2 separate regions of the Homo sapiens genome follow, and region 1 is linked to region 2. A link is a contact called in ENCODE Hi-C or POLR2A ChIA-PET data. All regions are on one chromosome and are shown on one strand. Each heading gives the region's core, a stretch centred on a gene start or an enhancer-like site at or near the end of the contact. The rest is flanking DNA. Distances are from core to core; before and after follow the strand shown.

Evidence for each region. Hi-C counts contacts between places; a loop is a spot of excess contacts on that map. ChIA-PET counts read pairs that join two places held with the same protein, here RNA polymerase II (POLR2A). Pooled maps may share reads with other maps.
Region 1: a loop to region 2 is called in a pooled map, with 2.7 times the contacts of the local background. The contact joins the enhancer-like site here to the promoter of FCRL5 in region 2. A Hi-C loop is called at or near these places in 3 of 37 single-sample maps with no recorded cell type and 3 of 50 pooled maps. POLR2A ChIA-PET finds 5 or more read pairs at or near these places in 2 of 52 experiments (A673 and WTC11).

Annotation. Positions count from the first base shown.
Region 1 is chr1:157,400,722-157,406,047 of GRCh38, reverse strand. No RefSeq gene overlaps it. Among named protein-coding and RNA genes, the nearest start is that of LINC02772, 130 kb to the right of the region's middle. RefSeq lists an enhancer at 2,754-2,803. Within about 2 kb of position 2,692, at least 3 of the 41 ENCODE cell types and tissues checked have a DNase peak (open chromatin) inside an H3K27ac peak, as active enhancers do.
Region 2 is chr1:157,550,278-157,555,700 of GRCh38, reverse strand. It overlaps FCRL5 (Fc receptor like 5), which reads left to right and starts at 3,186. Exons shown (of 17, transcript NM_031281.3): 1 at 3,186-3,369. The coding sequence starts at 3,339.

The DNA of each region.
Region 1 (5,326 bases), core at 1,443-3,942, 150 kb after region 2:
GCCCCCAATTCAAAAGTAGGTTTTTAACTCTTTCTTGTTTTCTTTAAGTACATATATGGTTTTAAATTTTATGTTTACTCTTAGATACAACTGAAATTTATTTTGGAGTCAACTAGGTGATGTAGTTGGCTGGTGTCACCAGTCTGTGACGTGACTCTGGTTTCACAGAGTGGTGAAAAGTTTGGACTTTAGAGCCGGTGAGAATTAAGTCCAGGTCCTCTATTTTCTGGCTGTGTGAACTAGAGCAGTTATTTAACCTCTCTGACTTTAGCTCTCTCATATGTGTTACGAAAACAATGAAAATGCCTACCTCATTGAAATCTTCTTTGGGTTTAAACAGAGAAAATGTTGCAGTACAGTATTCAGTAATTTTCGTATTAACATTAGCTACTCTCTATGTCAGGATGAGTATTACTTCACGAAGCCCACCTGGAATCAGAACCAGATGTTCCCAGCTTCCAGGCTGGTATCCATTCCTCCTCAGCAGCCGCCCCTCTCAGGGGGTCCCCTCCTGGGTCTAAGGATGAGTTTCAGAGGGTTAAATCTTTCTGAGTTAAATCCCATACGTGGCTGCAGAGTGTCAAGCTCCACTCAAGACCTTCTTGTTTACCAAAGCCTGGAATTTAAAAGGAAGTTCATTGCTGTGTCCACACACAGCCGCCATCAATTCCCATATTACCAAGGAGCTAAGAATATCTTTGTAGTGAGGAGAGTGGTAAAGATGGGTGGAAGGTCTGGGTGCAATAGCTCACACCACCCGTAATCCCAACACTTTGGGAGCCACAGGCCAGGGGATGCCTTAAGGCCAGAAGTTCAAGATCAGCCTGGGAAACAGTGAGACCCCATTTCTACAAACAATAAAAAAAATTTGAAGAAAAGAGAGATTACTTTTAATTTCATGTGTGAGCTAAAAAAATTATATTAATTGTATTTGGTTTATCCATTTTCCCCTTTCTTTAGTAGGTTGTTTATAACATAAAAGTGTTATATGTTACATTGAAAATTATACAGGGTGCAGAGCTGCTTCAAGTAAAAGTTCAAAATATGGCTTATCCCAAAGGAAAATACTTTAAATAGTGTGTATCCTCCAGACAGTCATCTGTGTACCCACAAATACCACAGACCCTGTGATCACAGGGCATCTATTGGTAAATTCATTTCAGCATTCCTGCTGGCCTACAGAAGTATCTTTGATGCTCCCTTTGAATGGGTTATAACATCCTACTAGGCCCCTCATTAATTAATGAGTAAGCATCCCATTCATCCCTTTCAGAGTTAATTGCATGGTTAAATATACAATTTTTGGCAAAACAATAGACAAAAACCATGAGTGCTCTGTCAAATGTAGGGCTCAAAAGCACAGTCCTCTTTTCTGACTGGGGGAAATAAGACAAATGGACTAGCTAGAGAAACAACATTTCAGACTCCACAGGGGGACCTTCCTAAGGCATTTGCATGGATAATTCTGATCAAAATAATGTTTGTCTCTCCCCTTGCCAGCACTGAAAGAGGGATCATTGAGAAATAAGCGAGTCTTTTCTGTGAAGCAGATAGGAAAAGGTCTGGTTGAGGCTTTTATTAGCAGCTTCTAAATGCCACAGTTGCACAAGGCCTTTCTGATTGCAGTATGCAGACCACATTTCCATACACTGTGGGAAGGGAGTGGATGTCTAATATGGTTTGGATTTGGGTTCCCATCCAAATCTCATGTCAAAATATAATTCCCAGTGTTGGAGAAGGGGGTCTCGTGTGAGGGGATTTGATCATGGGGGCGGACTTCCCACTTGCTGTTTCCATGATAGTGAGTTCTCACAGGATCTGGCGGTTTAAAAGTGTGTGGCACCTCCCCTGCTATCTCTTCCTCCATCTTTGGCCATGTAAGAAGTGCCTGCTTCCCCTTTGCCTTCTGATATGATTTAAGTTTCCTGAGGCCTCCCCAGCCATGCTGCCTGTACAGACTGCAGAACTGAAAGTCAGTTAAACCTTTTTACTTTATAAACTACCCAGTCTCAGGTAGTTCTTTATAGCAGTTAGAGAACAGCCTATATACAATGTCTTTCAGCAGGTGGCCTGAGGGCAATGGCCCCTGAGATCCCTCTTAGGAGCAGAGGCAGAGAAAGCAGAGGGTCAGGTGGAGGAGGCTGAGAGAGGAAGGGTCCCTTCCTCCCTCAAGGGCTGAGGAAGTGGCCACAGGGACACCCAGAGTCTTCTCTCTGAAGAAGCCTGAAACAGGCTCACTGGCTGTCAGTGCCTGTCAGACCACAGGATAGGACAGGACAGGATGGGGAGACAGAGCAGAGACCTTGGTAGAGCCACGGGAGTCACCAACTCCCAGAGCCTCACTGCTGAGGGGGACTGGGGTGATTCTGCCCAAGCTCCTGCTTTAACAGAGGAGGGACTCTCTAGGGGGTAGACTTGTCCTGGGTCACAGAGGGCAGAGCCAGACCTGGAGCCTACTTTACCCCCCAGCCCAAGGCCTCCCCTGCAGGATACTGCCCGTGAGCTCCTCCACCTTCACCTGCCCTCCCTAGACTAGCTCAGCTGCACTGTCGTCTGAGCCCCGCAGGACTGAGAAGCTGCCGCGGCCTCCACCTCAATTGCCCTCTTCTGAAAAGGGGAAGCAGGTACTTTCAGTGGCAGTGCAGAGCAGGGACTTCTGGCTAACAGAGGGTTAAACTGCCAGCCTGGACAAGCTCACTTCCTGGATGAGGGAACCAGGGAGAAAGGAGGCTCCGCCCTCAGGCTGTTAGGAAGGATCTGCCCCAGAAGTTGGATGGTGAGCACAGCCAGGAGGAAGATGAGGGAAGACTCAGAGAGGGAAGGAAGGCAGCAGGAGTTCTTGGATCTACAGAGATGCTAATCCTGAAGAAGAGAGAACAAGACAGGGAGTGGTTGGTCATTTACAAGGTGGAGCTAAACATTCATTTAAATTGTATACAATTTCAAGCTCTGTAAACAACATAAAAGATTGCTCATTTGTCTGACATAGCCCCCATCAGCACACTCACAAACCAACCATTCATGTTTGATGTCCAAACCTCACTTCTTGGTGCCATCTCCATTGTCTCGTGTCTGCGTCTGGAGCCCCTAATGCAGAGACCCTTTCTCTTCCAGCTCCCTGCTGGCAGACACGGAGTGGGCATTCAGTAAGTGCTGTTATTGTTATGGTCAGGGGGTCCCCCCAAGTTGAGGACCACCCTCACCTGCAGCTACCTCTGTCCCTGGGAAATTATATGTGAGCTGAGCCACCCTCAGGCTCTTTCCTTCCCTTCCACACTTCCCCATCTAAACACATGTTCAGGAAGGGTGTAAGAGTTTAGGGATGATCAGGACAAATATCTCATCCCCACCTTCATCATCACTGCTTCACCACCCATCCCTCTCCCTAGGTCAAGGGTGAACTAGAACAGGGATAATCCAGAAACCACAGAAAAAAATGCCTCCAACTCTGGAGCTTCAGGATTCCTAAGAGGAAACAGAGCAATTTCACAGTGATATTCCTTCCACAAACAGCCTCTGACCAAACTTCACTGCAAGGGAGCTTGTCTCATTCAGTACCACAAGGTAAGGACTGATGGAACAACCAATTTCAATTTCATTCCTTCCCAGTGGTTCCCTGAGGGAATCACTTTCTTTGTCTGAACACAGATCTACCCGCAAAATGAGAAATTCTAAGTTGTTTCCTTCTTTCTCTCTCTCTCTCTTTACTTCTTCCTTCCCCTTCTCCCATCCTTCATTTCTTCCTTCCTTCCTTCTTTTTCTTTGTTTAGTAATCTTCTAACCCCAGGGCCTATAAAGAAAACTCTACACAGTTAGACATATTTCCAGATAACCAACGTTGCAGAAGTGGAGAAAGCCTACGTTTTGCTGGTGACAGAACTGGCATCTAACTTCTTGCTATTGCAAAGCTCATTGTTCCTTCAAGAACTCCTGTTTTATAAGTGCTCTCTAATCATTAGATTTGGCCGTGTAAGTTAGTTCAGCTAGTGGCTGGGATATAAAAGCAAAAATCATAGCAAAGCTTTCATCAAAATTCATATGCACTAGATATTATTATTTTCTCATTTTAAAATTTAATGTTATTATAAATGCAAACATATAGTTGTTCATAAAATAGCAAATGTGACATACAGCCTAGATTTGGACAGTCTTTCTTTCAGTTCACTTTTTGCTTAACATTCTGTGTTCCCTACTTTCTCCCTCTCCATGTTTTCCTTCCCAATTTTATGCCCTCCTGTAGCCCATGTTAGCAATCTACTGATTCCTTCCACATTTTTAACATAGTCTTAGAAACATATGGGTGTATAAACACTTAAAGTTTGGTGGCTGCGTTTCCTTTTATAAAATGAAGACTGTATTGTATTCAGGTTCCTGAATCTTGCTGATGGAAATCTAGGCATCTGACTTCATGGAAGTTGAACATTCCTTCCAGATAACCGGAACATTTGTTTTTGTAAGCTTCTATAATATGCCATGGAACAGATACTTCTCAGCTTGTTCACATGTTCCTGAATTGATGGGCCCCTCCTGTTTCTTTCCAGGGTTTTTCCTAGAACAGTGCTGTGATAAACATGGTTTCATCCAAGGGCTGAGCAGCATTTCCGAGGGGAGGAAAAGGCAACTCACGGGGATGTGAAGGGTGCCCACTATAGACACATTTTACCCAAATATAAGTTCTTTTTAATGTTTAAAATGAACACTAATCAAACTACAAAAACAATTTTAAGATTGAGACTTTCAAGGGACCTCTCCTTTCTGATGATTTGCTTAGAGCTCAGCCCTGAGCCCAGACAGTGGGTAAAGTTTCCCTCAATACAGCCAAGGCAGCCCTGGCTCAGGGTTCCCAGCCTCTTCACCACCAAAAAACTTTTCATTCTTTCCATATTGGGACTCCAACCAAATATGTTGCAGTTGTTAATGATAACAGAGTGTTTTTCTCTTTTTGTTGCCCAAAGACATCAGAACCTGAACAGCCCACCCAGTGGTCAGGGCCAACCTAGCCCAGCCCTCTCCAACTGCCCTCCCTTCCCAGGGACCCTGCCACTCCCTGAGGAGGAGGCTGATGAATACCAGGAGCACAGTCGCCCAGCAGAAGAACCGGTTCTTGGAGCAGGGCCCCATGGCAGGCTGCTTGATGGCCTGTTCAGCTGCAGTGGAAACAGCAGAGGGGGACGACGTAAGAAAAGAGGACGAGCTTGATCATGGAGCCCTTCACACTCTTTCCACTTCAAGGGCAGGGCCAGCAAGTTACTACTGGGGAGACAGCCCACGAGTCTAGAGAAGGCCATTCAGCTCTTTCATCCTCTCCCAGCCCTTACAGTACCAC
Region 2 (5,423 bases), core at 1,937-4,436:
TTGTTACTAAAATTCATCAAGAAAGAAAATTGGTCCATCTTCCTCATGAACACAAATGCTAAAAAGCACAGCAAATTTATAAGTCAAATTCAAGAATATATAAAAAAGATAACACATCATGGCCAAGTTGGAATGCACAGTTGATTTTACATTTATAATCATCCATGTAATTCATCATATTAACAATAAAAGTAAATAATCATATGATCATATTAATAGAGGCAATAAAGGTATTTACTGAAACAGCATCCATTATTTAGGAAAAAAGGAAAATTTCTTAGCAAATTAGAAATATAAGGAAAGGTATTTAATCTGATACATAGTATTCACCAAAAAAAATTACAGAAAATATTATATTTAATATTGAAATATTAAGAGCTTTTTCTGTGAGACTAAGACAGGACACCTGATATTACCACTTCTCTTTAGTATCATGTTTGAGTTCCTAGTCAGTGCAATAAGTGAGAGAAAAGGAAGTTTAAGTATTAAAAATAATGAATAAAACTATCATTATATGATTGTGTTTGCATGAAATCTAAAATAACCTAAAGATAAACTATTAAAATTAATAAGTAAATTCCGCAATTTTAGTAGATATTAAAAGGTCAGTAAGGCCGGGCATGGTGGCTCACGCTTGTAATCCTAGCACTTTTGGAGGCCAAGGCGGGCAGATAACTTGAGGTCAGGAGTTTGAGACCAGCCTGGCCAACATGGTGAAACCTCATCTCTACTAAAAATACAAAAATTAGCTGGGCATGGTGGCAGACACCTATAATCCCAGCTACTTGGGACGCTAAGGCAGGAGAATCGCTTGAACCTGGGAGGTGGAGGTTGCAATGAGCCAAGATCGCACCAGTGCACTCCAGCCTGGGGGACAAGAGCAAAACTCTGTCTCAAAAAAATAAAAATAATGGTCAGTAAAACAAAAAAGTATTATATTTCTATATACCAATATACATTTAGAAAAAAATCTAATGATGTCACTTACAATATCATAAAAAACATATCAATAACCTAAGGATAAACCTACCAAAAGATATACTTTCCAGAGGCAAAGCTATAGAAAATTACTGAAAGAATGTCAAGTTAACCTAAATAAATGAGGGGATATTGTATGTTTATGGATTGGGAGACTAAATCTTTTCTAATTTATACAAATTAACTTATAAATCCAATGCAATCCCAGTTATTAAAAATCTACTAGGCTTTTGGGGAGAGAGGGGACAGGAATTGACAAGGTGATTTTTAAATGTATAGAAAAATTCAAAAAGCCAAAAATAGCCATAACAATTTTGAAGAAGAACAGCATTTTATGACTTAAACTATCAGTTAATAAGAGTTATTATAAAGCCACAATAATTAGAAGAGTGTGGTATTGGCATGAGGATAGACAAAATAGACTAATGGACAAGAAAGGAGTTTCCAAAAATAGACCTACATGGCTTTTTGTTTTATAACAAAGGTGAAATTGCACTGTACTGTGGAAAAAATCAACTTTCAATAAATAGGGCAGGATAAATTATCTGTATTTAAGTTAAAAGTGAATATAAACACTCAAACTGTACACAAAAATCAATTGCAATGCTCTTATAAATATAAAATAAATGGTAAAAAATAAAGTTTCTAGAAGATAACCTGGGAGAGTATCTTTATGATCTTGGAGTAGACTAACTTTCTTAGAAGGGATGCAAAAATCTCTAACCACAAAGGAGAAGACTGATAAACTGGACTATGTCAAAGTTAGAATGGTTGTTCATCAAAAGGCACTATCAATGAGCAAAGAAGCAAGCCACAGATTGAAGGAAGACATTTGCAATACATATATCCAACAAAAGGTTTATATTCAGGGTTTAAAATAACTACAAAACAGGAAAAGAAAGACTGAAAGTTAAGAGAAAAATGAGGAAATATTTGAACAGAGATTGCACATAAAAAGGATATCTACATCACCAATTAGACTATGAAAAAATGCTCATTCTCAAATTCACCAGAGACATACAAATTAAAACCACATTGAGATAATTCTAGCAGAACGGCCAGATTTTACTAGATGACAATACCAATATCAGCAAGAATTTTAGAACAATGATAACTCTCATACATTGGTTGGTGGGTGTGGTGGGAATTGGCACAACCACTTTGGAAAATAATTTGGTAATACTTCCTAAACTGAATATATGCATACCTTATGAGCCAGGACTTCCACTCCCAGATATATACCCAACAGAATTATGTGCGCATATGCCCCAATAAATGTATACAAGAATGTTCATAGCAGCACTATTTGTTTTAGCACCAAAAGTAGGTAAAGATTCTGTGTTCCCTTTGAAGTTCTCCTCTTAATCTCTATTCACCCCTGTAACCCCTGTATGGTTTTCTTGCCTCAGGGTGCAGTGGGTCAGATGTGACATAATATACCTAAGGTGATGTGCATTTGTAGATATAAAATTAAATGCCCCCTTAGGAAGACCAAGGTATGGGCCCAGAGAGAAAGGGTGAGAAAATATTTGAAAGAAAGAAACTGGCACTCCTCGTGGCAGCTAATGTCTTAGGAACCTCTGTTGACCAGTATACCAGGATGGAAACTTGACTTTTAGAAAATCATAAGAGCTATACATTCACCTGGTAATTTTTTAAAAAATCAAACGGTACAGAAATACATAAAATAAATTGTGTTCTTCCCACCTATTGCTCCTCAAACATAATCAATATTTTTGTGTGTACTTTCCAGGAAAAGAAGAAAGTATACTTAAAAGAGTTGATGTACACATATATCCTATTTTTTATATTTACCCAATGGGATAATACTACAAAACCAATCTATATCTCACTTTTATTCTCTTCACATCAAACAAGGTGGTCTTCCCTTCTTGGCATGTTCAGATTTACCTTATTCTTTAATGATTGCTTGTCACCATACGGATGAATCAGAATATTCTTAAACAGTCCCCATATCATGGTTTTTTGTTTTGTTTCCAGTGTTTAGGCAATAATGAATGCTACAATAAACGTTCTTATAGTACTCTCTTCAGATACTTCCTTCAGGGTAATTTCCCAATAGCAAAAATGTAGGGTCAAGGGTATTTGATTTTTTAAAACCTTAACTTTTTTTTTTCTTTGATCATCGGGTAGGAAACTGTGATTAGCAGCTGAAGACGGGTACTCCCACTTCCTTTTTTCAATTCACTAATGCATTCTGCTCTTTTTGAGAGCACAGCTTCTCAGATGTGCTCCTTGGAGCTGGTGTGCAGTGTCCTGACTGTAAGATCAAGTCCAAACCTGTTTTGGAATTGAGGAAACTTCTCTTTTGATCTCAGCCCTTGGTGGTCCAGGTCTTCATGCTGCTGTGGGTGATATTACTGGTCCTGGGTGAGTAAAAGGGCTCACCATGGGCCCTGGGTGGGATCGGGACAGCTTCTCTCTCCACCGCAGGCCTGGTCCTTTCTTGGGGCTCAGCCCCTGCTGAGAGACTCTCTCCTACATTAGGAGACTGTATTTTTGAACTTTACTCTGTAGCTCAGGGCTTTCTCTTGAGGCTGAAGAAAATGGCCACAGCTGGAAGGAATTTTCAATCTTACAGAGTAGGAAACCACAATAACCACAACAATTAAAATTTCATTTATTTTTTTCTTTAAAAAGTACTTCTTAAAGTCCAGAGAATGTTTCATGTTTGTTTGTTCATATTGTCTTACTCATAGAAGAGCCCACTCTCCTCTCTGCAGAGGAGATGTATTTATTCCTTGTATGACAAGGCCAGATCCTGGTCCCCAGCATAAGAGGCAAGGTTTCTAACGGGAAAGACAGGTCTTTCTCTTGTACATAATTGCAAACCACTGCAGCAATTGGCTGATTAAGAACATGGGGTGGAGGAGGTCGCAGAGGCGTAGGTGGACAAAGCAAGGATAAATCTAAAGCATATGACTTTCTCTTTGTCCCTGTGGGTGTACGTAAGTCTCTATCAACTCATATGTGCGAACTGGTTGATTTTTACTAAAGGTTAAATATTATAATTAAATATGTTTATTTATTTGTTCAGCAAATGTGTTTAGTAATATCTATGCACAGGTGCTGAGCAATTAGAGTCCATAGGAGACACTACGTCTATGTTCTGGAAAGTCATGACATAGAAGGGCTCCCAGCAAGGCCAATGTACTTTCAAGCAGCTATGCAACAAGCTCCCAGTTAAATAATTGTCCAGGCAAAGTTACCAATGAATGCTGTAGGCAGATAATAAACTGTATTCAAAATAGCTAGTAAAGACTTCATGAAACTTAGAGGTGAGTAGGAGCTAGAGGAGCAGAAATGGAGCAGGCGTGATATAAGAAAAGAGGACCTCACAGTTGGAAGGTGCATGGACTATAATTCCTGAAGTAGGAATACATCTCAGTGTGGCCCCACACAATGTGGGTAATGGCCAGGTCCTGAGCATGAGAGGGCAAAGTTTATAACATGGGCTCTGGGGTCAAACAGGATCTAGGTTCAAACTTCATCTTGCCACCTACTGGCTACCAGATTCCTGGTCTACAAAATGCAGTTAATCCTAGTGCTTACCTCACAGGATTATTGACATGGTTATATGAAATAACCTACGTAAATGCAGACCATATAGAAACCACTCACAAAAATATTAGCTTCATTTAAAACAATGCAAAGATGAAGGAAGCCAAAATATTCAGGTGAATGGTGAATAATTTGTTGTTCTCAGTAAAACACTTAAGTTTGGATAAGTCTCCAATAGCCTCATGTGGACAGGGATGATTTGTCTCTCACACACTCCTGGATTTCTATTGCCTTGCTCTGGAGTATGATTGGCATTCCAAAAATCTGTTGAATAAATAAATCAACCCATATGCAGAATACCTACTCAATTGATAAACCTGCCAGTTTTGTGTCCTCTCTCTCTTCATTACCCATTTCTCAAATCTCTATCCTTCTATTCCTATATTATTAACCTAGTTCTTTAATTAATTCATTATACAACACAAATATATTTAGTGAACATTAAAGGAATATCTTTTATATGCCATTCACCGTTATAGGTCCTGGAGGATATATGGTGAACATAAGGAAAGTCCTAGGTCTCATAGAGCTTGCATTATAGAGAAGGGAAAATAAACAAGCAGATAATGAAGATAATTTGGATAAATACTCTGACAAAAATTACACATTACCATCTCTTGGGCTGAGCATCAGGTCTAAATAATCTGAGCATCAGTTGATTGTTTAAAAATTAGGCATGATGATAATGAGCCCTTGGATTCAATGATCTCATGAAAAGAGTATAGCCTGGAGTCTGGTGCCCAAGGGAGGCTTAATTCATGTCCATTTCCTTGCCCTGCCTTCTAATCAGTCTCCCTGCTTCATATTGTCCCATTAAATTCTGTCCACTGACAGAGTGCTCCATCAAAGTCTGAAATTCTAAC